Regions from separate parts of the Homo sapiens genome. Here region 2 is linked to region 1. The links are chromatin contacts, found by Hi-C in ENCODE. All regions are on one chromosome and are shown on one strand. Each heading gives the region's core, a stretch centred on a gene start or an enhancer-like site at or near the end of the contact. The rest is flanking DNA. Distances are from core to core; before and after follow the strand shown. Region 1 overlaps LOC105370759 (a long non-coding RNA gene). Region 2 overlaps FMN1 (formin 1).

The links. A loop is a pair of places that touch in the nucleus more often than their neighbours do. Pooled maps may share reads with other maps.
Region 2: a pooled map shows a loop between it and region 1 (4-fold over the local background). The contact joins two enhancer-like sites. A Hi-C loop is called at or near these places in 2 of 50 pooled maps.

What each region holds. Positions count from the first base shown.
Region 1 is chr15:33,199,423-33,203,811 of GRCh38, forward strand. The region is part of intron 2 of LOC105370759 (a long non-coding RNA gene); the gene reads left to right. Among named protein-coding and RNA genes, the nearest start is that of FMN1, 6.9 kb to the left of the region's middle. RefSeq lists an enhancer at 2,322-2,641. Within about 2 kb of position 2,374, at least 16 of the 41 ENCODE cell types and tissues checked have a DNase peak (open chromatin) inside an H3K27ac peak, as active enhancers do.
Region 2 is chr15:32,868,337-32,872,748 of GRCh38, forward strand. All of the region lies in intron 16 of FMN1 (formin 1), which reads right to left. Among named protein-coding and RNA genes, the nearest start is that of GREM1-AS1, 150 kb to the left of the region's middle. Within about 2 kb of position 2,260, at least 2 of the 41 ENCODE cell types and tissues checked have a DNase peak (open chromatin) inside an H3K27ac peak, as active enhancers do.

The DNA of each region.
Region 1 (4,389 bases), core at 1,124-3,623:
TTTTCTTTGCCCCTTAGTTCATGTTTAGTAAAATTAGTTAGTGAAGATCACACCCAAGTATGGTGGGAAGACCAGCAGAATTGAGCTCACTTGCTTATTGGAAATGCAAAATCTCAGGTTCACCCCAGACGTCCTGAATTCAAACTGCATTTTAATAAACTACCCCTAAGCGATTCCTAGGCACTAAAGTTTGAGGGCTGTTTAACCTGGGAGAAATGCATTTAATAACTCCAGCAGCTTTCTGCCCAAAGAGGCTTGCTTCCGACCCTGGACTGCACAGGAGTGGAGAAGAGGCAGAAGAGACAGGAGCAGGAGGCGGGCAGAGGGGATGGGGACATCTGCAATACACATATTCACACATAGGAGCATTACCTCCAACAGCAAGAAGTATTACTGCCCACAGATTACTAACTGTAACTTCTCTCAAAAGATTAAACCATCCCTTTACTACCAGAAGAGGAGAAAGAGAGGCTTAAGCCAGGCTTTGCCCTAGATGTATCCTATAATATAGCTGAAGCTTCCCAGTCCTGCTGCTATGACCTACAGTCAATGAAAGCCCCAGAGGTCATAGTTCAACCAGTAAGTGCTTCCTTTTAAAGAACAAGATGTATAGGTCTTTCCAGCATTAAACTGCAAGTCAAATGCCACTTCCTCCGTGAAGCCTTCCCTCATTCCCTTTCAGTTCATTTCCAGTTCTGTGCTTCTGTAGCATGTTGTTTGTACTTCTCTTACCCCATTGCCCCCATAAAGGGCTGCAGACATATTTGCTTTCTACCCTGGATTCAAAGCAACTTGAAGGAAAGAATTGTCTGAGGTTTACCTTTTCATTCCCCCTAATACCTTGCATATAAGGAGTGATCTACTTTGTTTAGTTAAATCACTGTCCCTCCCTATGGTGGGTGGATGACTTCAGTGTGTGACCTAGAAAATCAGAAGAAGTGATCAAAAAAGAAGCAGAGAAACAAGATGCAGAGAAAGAATACATTCTGGCGGCTCCATTTGAAAGGACTCCAAGCTGGGGCGAAGAAAAGACATGAGATGTGGCAGGTGACATCATCTGTGGCTTTAGGGTTTCACCTTCCCATTATGTGACCAGTCAGAAGCAAGGAGTTTCTTTTACTTAAGAGCTGATGTCAAGGAAAGGGAATTTGTTAGAACTGGCGTGTGGATGTCAGAGAGACTAGCTAAAAGCCGGAGTGAAAATGGGATTCGATACCAGGAGTGAATAGTGGGAGGATAAAAGGGGCAGTGATATGAACAGCATTCCAGAGAGCAATCCCAGGGAAATGGACTTTGCCCCCTCACAGAGACAGACCTTGCTCTCACAGGAATGAGGGCATAACAAACACTTCTAGAAAGAGCTCAACATTTCAAAATCCCACCTACTAATTATGTGGCGCAACCCAAATCACCTTAACCAATCTAGACCTCAGTTTCTCCTTCTGTCACTGAAGGGGAATGATGAAGTTATCCCAAAGCACCAGTCACAGGACCACTGATGTTAATGTTCTTTGCTCTGAGCTAAATTTACACATGTAACATTCTCTAAAATAGATTTTGCATTTATTTCAACCCCAAGACAATCTATGAGAGGGAAGGGCCATCCGTGGAAAACGTTAAACATGAAACCAATGATTACATCCCTCTGAAATGTAGGACACAGGGAGTAAACCTAATCTCCAAGATGTTTCCACCCCATTTGCCCTGGGCTATGTAATCAGCTTTTCCTCTCAACGCCCGGATAAGTGCAACTTGCCGGCTGCCACATTTGTCCTAATATGGATGATATTCTATCGATGAATAGCTACTACTCACCCCCAAATTCCCTGAAAAATACTTAATGGCATCAAAATGGCGATCTCTGCAACAGATCCAGGGATCTCAGATACAGAAAAACAAGTGTTTGATGCTGCTACATTGTCACTCAACATGGGTTCATAACCTGGGGAAAGGTAGATCAGTCCGTGGAAAAGTCAGAACTTAAATAGCAATTAAAATCCTCATACCGCCAGAATAATACCTCTTCAGATTGAGGGACTCATTCTCTCTGATGCATCATCCATACTTATTTATTTCCCAGCTCATTCCAAAAAGGATTTGAAATGACAAATTATCTTTGAAACATTGCAACACGTAGGTGAACGTTGTGGAGGCTGATGAAATGTTTGCAGACTAACAGGATTTTTTTAACTTGCCTACAGAAGTCTTAAAAATATCTTAAATGCCACCTGAAGCACCATATGGAGAAATTACTCTCACTTAGCTACAACCATAATTGCCTTTATGCTGTCGTTTTGTACAAAGAAAGCAAGAACTTGAATCTGAAACTGAAACTTGAAATCACTCAGATTTTCTGAAAAGGCTTAGATTTGACTCAACAGGAAAAGTCATAATGATTATAGTTCTCTTGAATATTGGGGAGTAGAGAGGAGAAGAATGTGAGGGGTTCATGCCGAGAGATATATTCTCAGACACTGCAGCAGGACTTGTACTCAGTACAATGCTACTGACTTGTCACTAGCTGGCAAGACGGGCTTGGTGTGCCGCTTTGTCCACGGGTCATTTGCTGAGTCACAAAAGCCACCAGGCTGCATCCCTGAGGGCAGGAAACAAAGAACAGCAGGCTTCTGAGTCACCTGCTTTGTGAACAACCCAAAGGTAATGCTGAGGAAGAATCTCCCCAGAGGGGGCAGAATTTGAGACAGTGCAGCACAATCATGTTCCATAGCATGAACTAGCTGGAACCGTAGCAGTCAGAGGAATCCGAGCCAAAGGTAGCAGGCTCTGCAGAGAACAGCTGCAGCCTCCAACAGAAAGGAAAAGCTTTCCTTTCTTTTTTTTTTGAACATCTTTTTAAACAATTATACAAATTATACAAGTAAAATTTTAAACAATTCTACAAATTATACAAGTATCACATGAGCATTATAATTTGAAAAAATACTGGAAAGCACAAAGGAGAAAATAAAAATTGATTATTCATTTATGTAATCAGCAAGTATTTCTGGAGCCCCTTCTAATTATTACCAGGCCCTTTTCAAGGCACTGGGGATGGAGAGATAAGCACAAACCTGCTCTCTTTGAACTTATAGTCATGAAAGGAGGCAGATAATACAATCTCACAAAGGAGAGGATCACCATTTCCTCGGCTAAACACCACAGGGAAGGTAATGTGTCTCTAAAAGCAGATTATAAAGGAATCTAGTCTAGGCCCGGTGGCTCACGCCTGTAATTCCAGCACTTTGGGAGGCTGAGGCAGGTGGATCATCTTAGGTCAGGAGTTCGAGACTAGCCTGGCCAACATGGTGAAACCCTGCCTCTACTAAAAATACAAAAATTAGCCAGGCATGGTGGCGGGTGCCTGTAATGCCAGCTACTCAGGAGGCTGAGGCAGGGAGAATCGCTTGAACCCAGGATGCGGAGGGTGCAGTGAGCTGATATCGTGCCACTGCACTCCAGCCTGGGCAACAGAGCGAGACTCCGTCTCAAAAAATAAATAAAATTAAAATTAAAGGAATCTAGCCAGACTCAGGGGATCGGGAGAAGGGAGTAGCAGTCTGAGAAGGCTTCCTGAGGAGGTAACCCTAAACTGACATCTGAGGAATTAGTCAGAAGCGAGTTGAAGAGCCACCCAGGTAGAAAGACTATCATGCAGAAGCTCCCTGGAAGGAGGGAGCATGAGGTGTGTTGAAGAACTGAGAGAATCCAGTGTGAATAGACTAACAAGAGCTGGAAGGAAAGAAGACATAAGCCTGGAGAGGTAGACAGGAGCAGACCATCTTTAAAAGGCACTGTCAGCCTTCATCGATGTCCTTTGTACTTCAGATATTTTATTTATTTATTTTAAAGATAAGGTCTCACTCTGTCACCCAGGCTGGAGTGCAATGGTGCGATCACAGTTCACTCAAACTGAGCTCAAGTGATCCTCCTGTTTCAGCCTCCCATGTAGCTGGGAACTACCAGCTGCCACGCCCAACTAAGTTTTTAGTTTTTTGTTGAGACAGGGTCTCACTATGTTGTGCGGGCTGGTCTCAAACTCCTGGCCTGAAGTAAGCCTCCTGCCTTGGCCTCCCAAAGAGCTGGGATTACAGGTGTGAATCACTGTGTCTGGCCCCAGATATTTTACTTATGTGTATATATGAGCATATGTGTATGTGTATAAATGTGTATACATACCATATATGTATATATGTGTATACATGTCTGTATGTGCATGTATTATAGTTTAACATTGCCATCAAACTGCCAAATTTTCCTCTAGTATGTGCCAGTTTATACTCTTGCACTATATAAGAATGTCACTTTCACTTCACTTCCAGTAGCACTCATTATCTTTTTTTAAATTAAACACTTGCAGGTTTGTTTGTTTGTTTTGAGATGGAGTCTTGC
Region 2 (4,412 bases), core at 1,010-3,509, 330 kb before region 1:
ACTGTTAACTATATTCAGTATTCTACTGAATAATGTTGGGGACTGTAACAGTATAGAAACCTGTGCAGATTTGTAGCGTAGACGCCATAGGCTATACCATCTAGCTTAGGTGTGAAGTAGGCTACACCATCTATGTTTGTGTAAGTACACTCTATGATGTTTGCACAATGATGATATTGCCTAACGACACATTTCTCAGAACATATCCCAGTTGTTAAGTGACACATGACTGTATGTATGTATATGTAGACACAGACATATGCACATACACCGACACGTGAAAAACATCTCTCTTCATTTGTATAATACATGTAGATGGAGGCAGGGGCTGGAGAAGACACAAGTACACTGACATTCACTCATTCACCCACTTTCACTCACATTCACTCATTCAGATACGAGATACACATTTTTTTTTAAATCCCTGTCCGGGTTCCATAAACATTCATACATTCAAAATACTTACCAAGTATCTGCTGTATGCCACTGAGCTAAATGTTGGGGACAAATATTTAATGAGACCTACTGGTCATTTCTCCTCTAAAAAACATTCACAGTCTAGCAACAATGAGAAACAAGGAAATGAACAAATTGTGATATAGTGTGGTGTGATGGAACGCTGGGTATAGGCCTCTATTTCAGACTGGGCCAGGAGTTAGTAGCCAGGAAAGGCTCTCCAGGAGAGAAAACTTATGAGTTGAACTGCAAAGGTCAAGGAGGAGCTAGCCCTCAACCACAGTGAGGAAAGAGAATTAAGGTGAAATGTCATGAATAAAAGTAATACATGATGAGAACGCACGGGCCATTTGAATGAGTTAAGTGGTGTAGCATGTCTGGAGCTGTGGGACCTTCTCTCCTCAGATCACTGGTGTTCTGCATTCAGATTTTGGTGTAAAGGAAAGAGTGTGCGTAGGGGAGAAAAGCTTCTGGGCCCCAAAGGTATCCCAGGTTACACACTCAGGTGAACGGTGAAAAGGCTGGTGACCAGCCTGGTTAGGAAAAGTGTCACAGACATAAGGGGCTTGCAATTTTACTTAAAGTAGTTAGGAAAAGTCTCACTGTGAAGCTATTTGACTAGAGATTTAATCAGAGTAAGGGAGGGAGTCATGAGCAAGCTCGAGGTGGAAAATCAAAGGTGTTATTTAGAGCACATTAAGTTTGAAATGTGAATTAGACACTCAAGTATATATAAAAGTCTGCAGTCTGGGACTCATGGCTGGAGTAGACACACATGCCAGGAAGTCATTGGTATAAAATTGGTATTTAAAGTGATAGCAAAATATGAATTGCCATGGGGAGAATACAGCCAAGGAAGAGAAGGTGTTGCAGGACAAACCCTGGGGCATGTGCACAGTGGAGGAGAGGCCAGCAATGAACAGAGAAGAGCTGGTCAGTAGGAAAGTGAAGGTCTGGAGTTACATGACCTGAGAAGAAAACAGAATTGCAGGAAAGAAAGAGCAGTCAGCTCTGTGCAGAAGGATCAAGTGAGATGAAGACAGAGAAATAACACTGATTCTAGTGACACAGAGGTCACTTGTAATCTCAAAAGCAGTTCCAGGGAAGTTGGGGGTGCGGGGAAAAAGCCAGCTTGGAGAGGCGTGAGGTAAATGGAGAAAGATTCTGTAGCCACTTGTTTAAGAAGTTAAGCTACAGAAAGAACGCCAAAATGGGGAAGTCGTTGGAATTAAGCCTAAAAGATAGCTCTAGTTTTCCTGGTCAAGTGCTAAAGATCAAATGAGGCCATGGAAGTGTTGTTTTCTTGGTGACTTTAAAACTGATTTAGTTCTTATCTGCCTGGGATGTTTTTGATAGTTTCCTTTCATGGTAGTAGGACTCCTTAGAAAGATTCTTCCTTTAATTTTTCAAGAAAACTCCCAAAGCCATCATGTCATAAAAATCATTCCATACAAGAAGATATTCTCTAGGGCTACTTTGATCACGTGCAGAAGAGGTCTAGCCCTTTACAGAGCGGCTGCCTCTTTCTCCAGAGGAATGTTCCATAAAAATAAACCCACCAGGAAGCTGGAGTCCAGGGGAATCCCATGATTCTGATTCACTCCACTGAGGGAGGCTGCCCAAGATCAAATTCACCTTAATGTACCATGATTGGGAGTGAGTATTCTCCATGAAAAAATTTAAGCAGAGGTGACAGGGCCAAGTGAGGACATGCTAGTGCGCTTTAGGACTTTTGGAAAGACTTGCAAAGCTGGGCCACTGACTACAGCCTTTGCACGGAATTGTCTAAAGCACCATTCAAAGGTCCCGCCTACCAAACGTCACAGCTGAGTCAGAATTTCCACTGTGATGATTATGTGGTTACGGACGCAGCCTCGGTCTGCGAGACATTAGCATGAAACATATTCATTAATCACCTACCCATGACGAGGCCTAAATATAGATGGATTGGGCATGATTTGATTTATAGGGTGTTAAGCGATTCAAACATTTATTCAAAAACATCCCTTTCACTGGTCCCCACAAAAATCGCCACCATGAGAAGCCTTCCCTTGAATTAAAGATGGTAACTCCAGAAATTTCATTAGAAATGCATATGTATTCGTTGAAAAAGAAAACATTGTCAAGAATAATTTAATGCTTTAGTAGAAATGTATTTCTAAGATTGGTTTAGGAGGTAGGGGATTTCAAAAACAATAGGTAGGAAAGTTGTGTTAACATGGAAGAAAAAGGCACATACTGCAAGCTCTGGCATCGAGGTGGACTGTGTGGCAGGGGTCCTAGGCAGGCAGCCCAGGCATGGAGGTACCGGGCCTCTGAAGGGGAAGGGAACTCATCTTCGGGAGGAGAGCAGCGACTAACTTCTAAAAAGTATTAGGAAGGTAACATATACACACAAAGACATTTGAAAAACATTTTTAAAACAGCAGAAAAAACAAATCGGTCATGACACCATGACCAAAACACAGTCACCATCTAAGACTTGCATACTTTCTCTTTCAGGGTCTGGGCCTCGGTATCGCGCTCCTTGCCCCTCCATCATTTTATGGGGGTTGCCTTACTTATATTTGATAAAGAATTTTTTTGTATTTTGATTCTTTCTATTAACATATCATGCACACATTCTCCTGTTATTTCACAAACTCCACAAGCATGTTTAACAGCCATATAAAATTTCATCAGGTAGGCATGCCATAGCTCACTTAATTCTCCTGTAGTTGGATAGTGAAATCCTTTCTACCTTATTCTCATGGGGAGTCAGGCTTGAGCCACATCTGTGTCCATACAAACTTATTCTAGGTTGAGGGTCATTTCTTTAGGAAATGACCTAAAGATACAAGATACAAAGATAAAAGATACAAGAAATGAAATTATAGGTAAAAAGGAAAAACCTTTGTAGAATTCTTGATATTAGTGGTCAAACTGTTTTTGGTACAAAATGGGTTGTACCACAATGGGAGAGATGAAGGGGAGAGATTTTGGAAATAAAACCATTTTCTGTACCACTCTGCAGAGGTGGCTGGCTCCATGCAAGCTAGAACGGTGCCTGTCACTGTCATGTAGGGACTACGGTCATCACATTGGAAGTGCAAAACTCTGGAATGGAAAACAGTAAGAGGACCATCCATCCACTGAAGTAATTTACTCAAACACAAGACCATAACTGGTGATATATGAGAGTTGATATAGAAATTGGGGATTAATCACAGCATAAAACTAGGTTTGAGGCCTGTGCATGAAAGTAGCTCTTTTTTTTTTTTTTGAAAGGCCCTAATGTGTCACGTTTAATTGGAATGTAAATTATGCTACTGTCAGCACTAGCAAAGCTGTCTGAACTTGGGGGAAGTGTACAGCAAACTTACATCAAACACTCAGAGTTTTGTAATATACATTTATATAATTATGAGCACACAAAATTTTAAATGCTCAGACTTTCCAATCAACAATATCAAGTAATCATTTGGACATACGATTGCAATTCAAGTCATTTGTGAAGAACATATAGAGCCTATATTTTGGGGCACTCCCATTGAATAGTACTTCAAGAAGCATACAGGTATCATTAGTGCAAGACAATGGTTAAAAGTCAGCAAAGGCAGAGCAAAGTTGTTAGCTAGAACGCCTCACTCCTCCCAAAATTATAGCAACACATCTTATCCACTGCTCTAATCAGGAAAATAGTACTCCTATAGGAATGCTTAAATACTAAATATGTCCTCTGAAGTCAAAATGCATATTTTGTGGCAATTTTTACTAGAATTGAGGATTCTCTCACACATACACGTCTTGAAGGCCACAGGCCTGAGCCTCTTTATGAATCAAGGAAATCAGTAAGAGGAAGAGGTATTACAGCAATGCTGGTCTTAGGACTAGTCCCCTTCCAGCAGTGCAACAGCTGGCTACAAAGAGGCCAGTGATTAAGATACACAAGGCCTATTAGTAAAAAGCAACCTGTC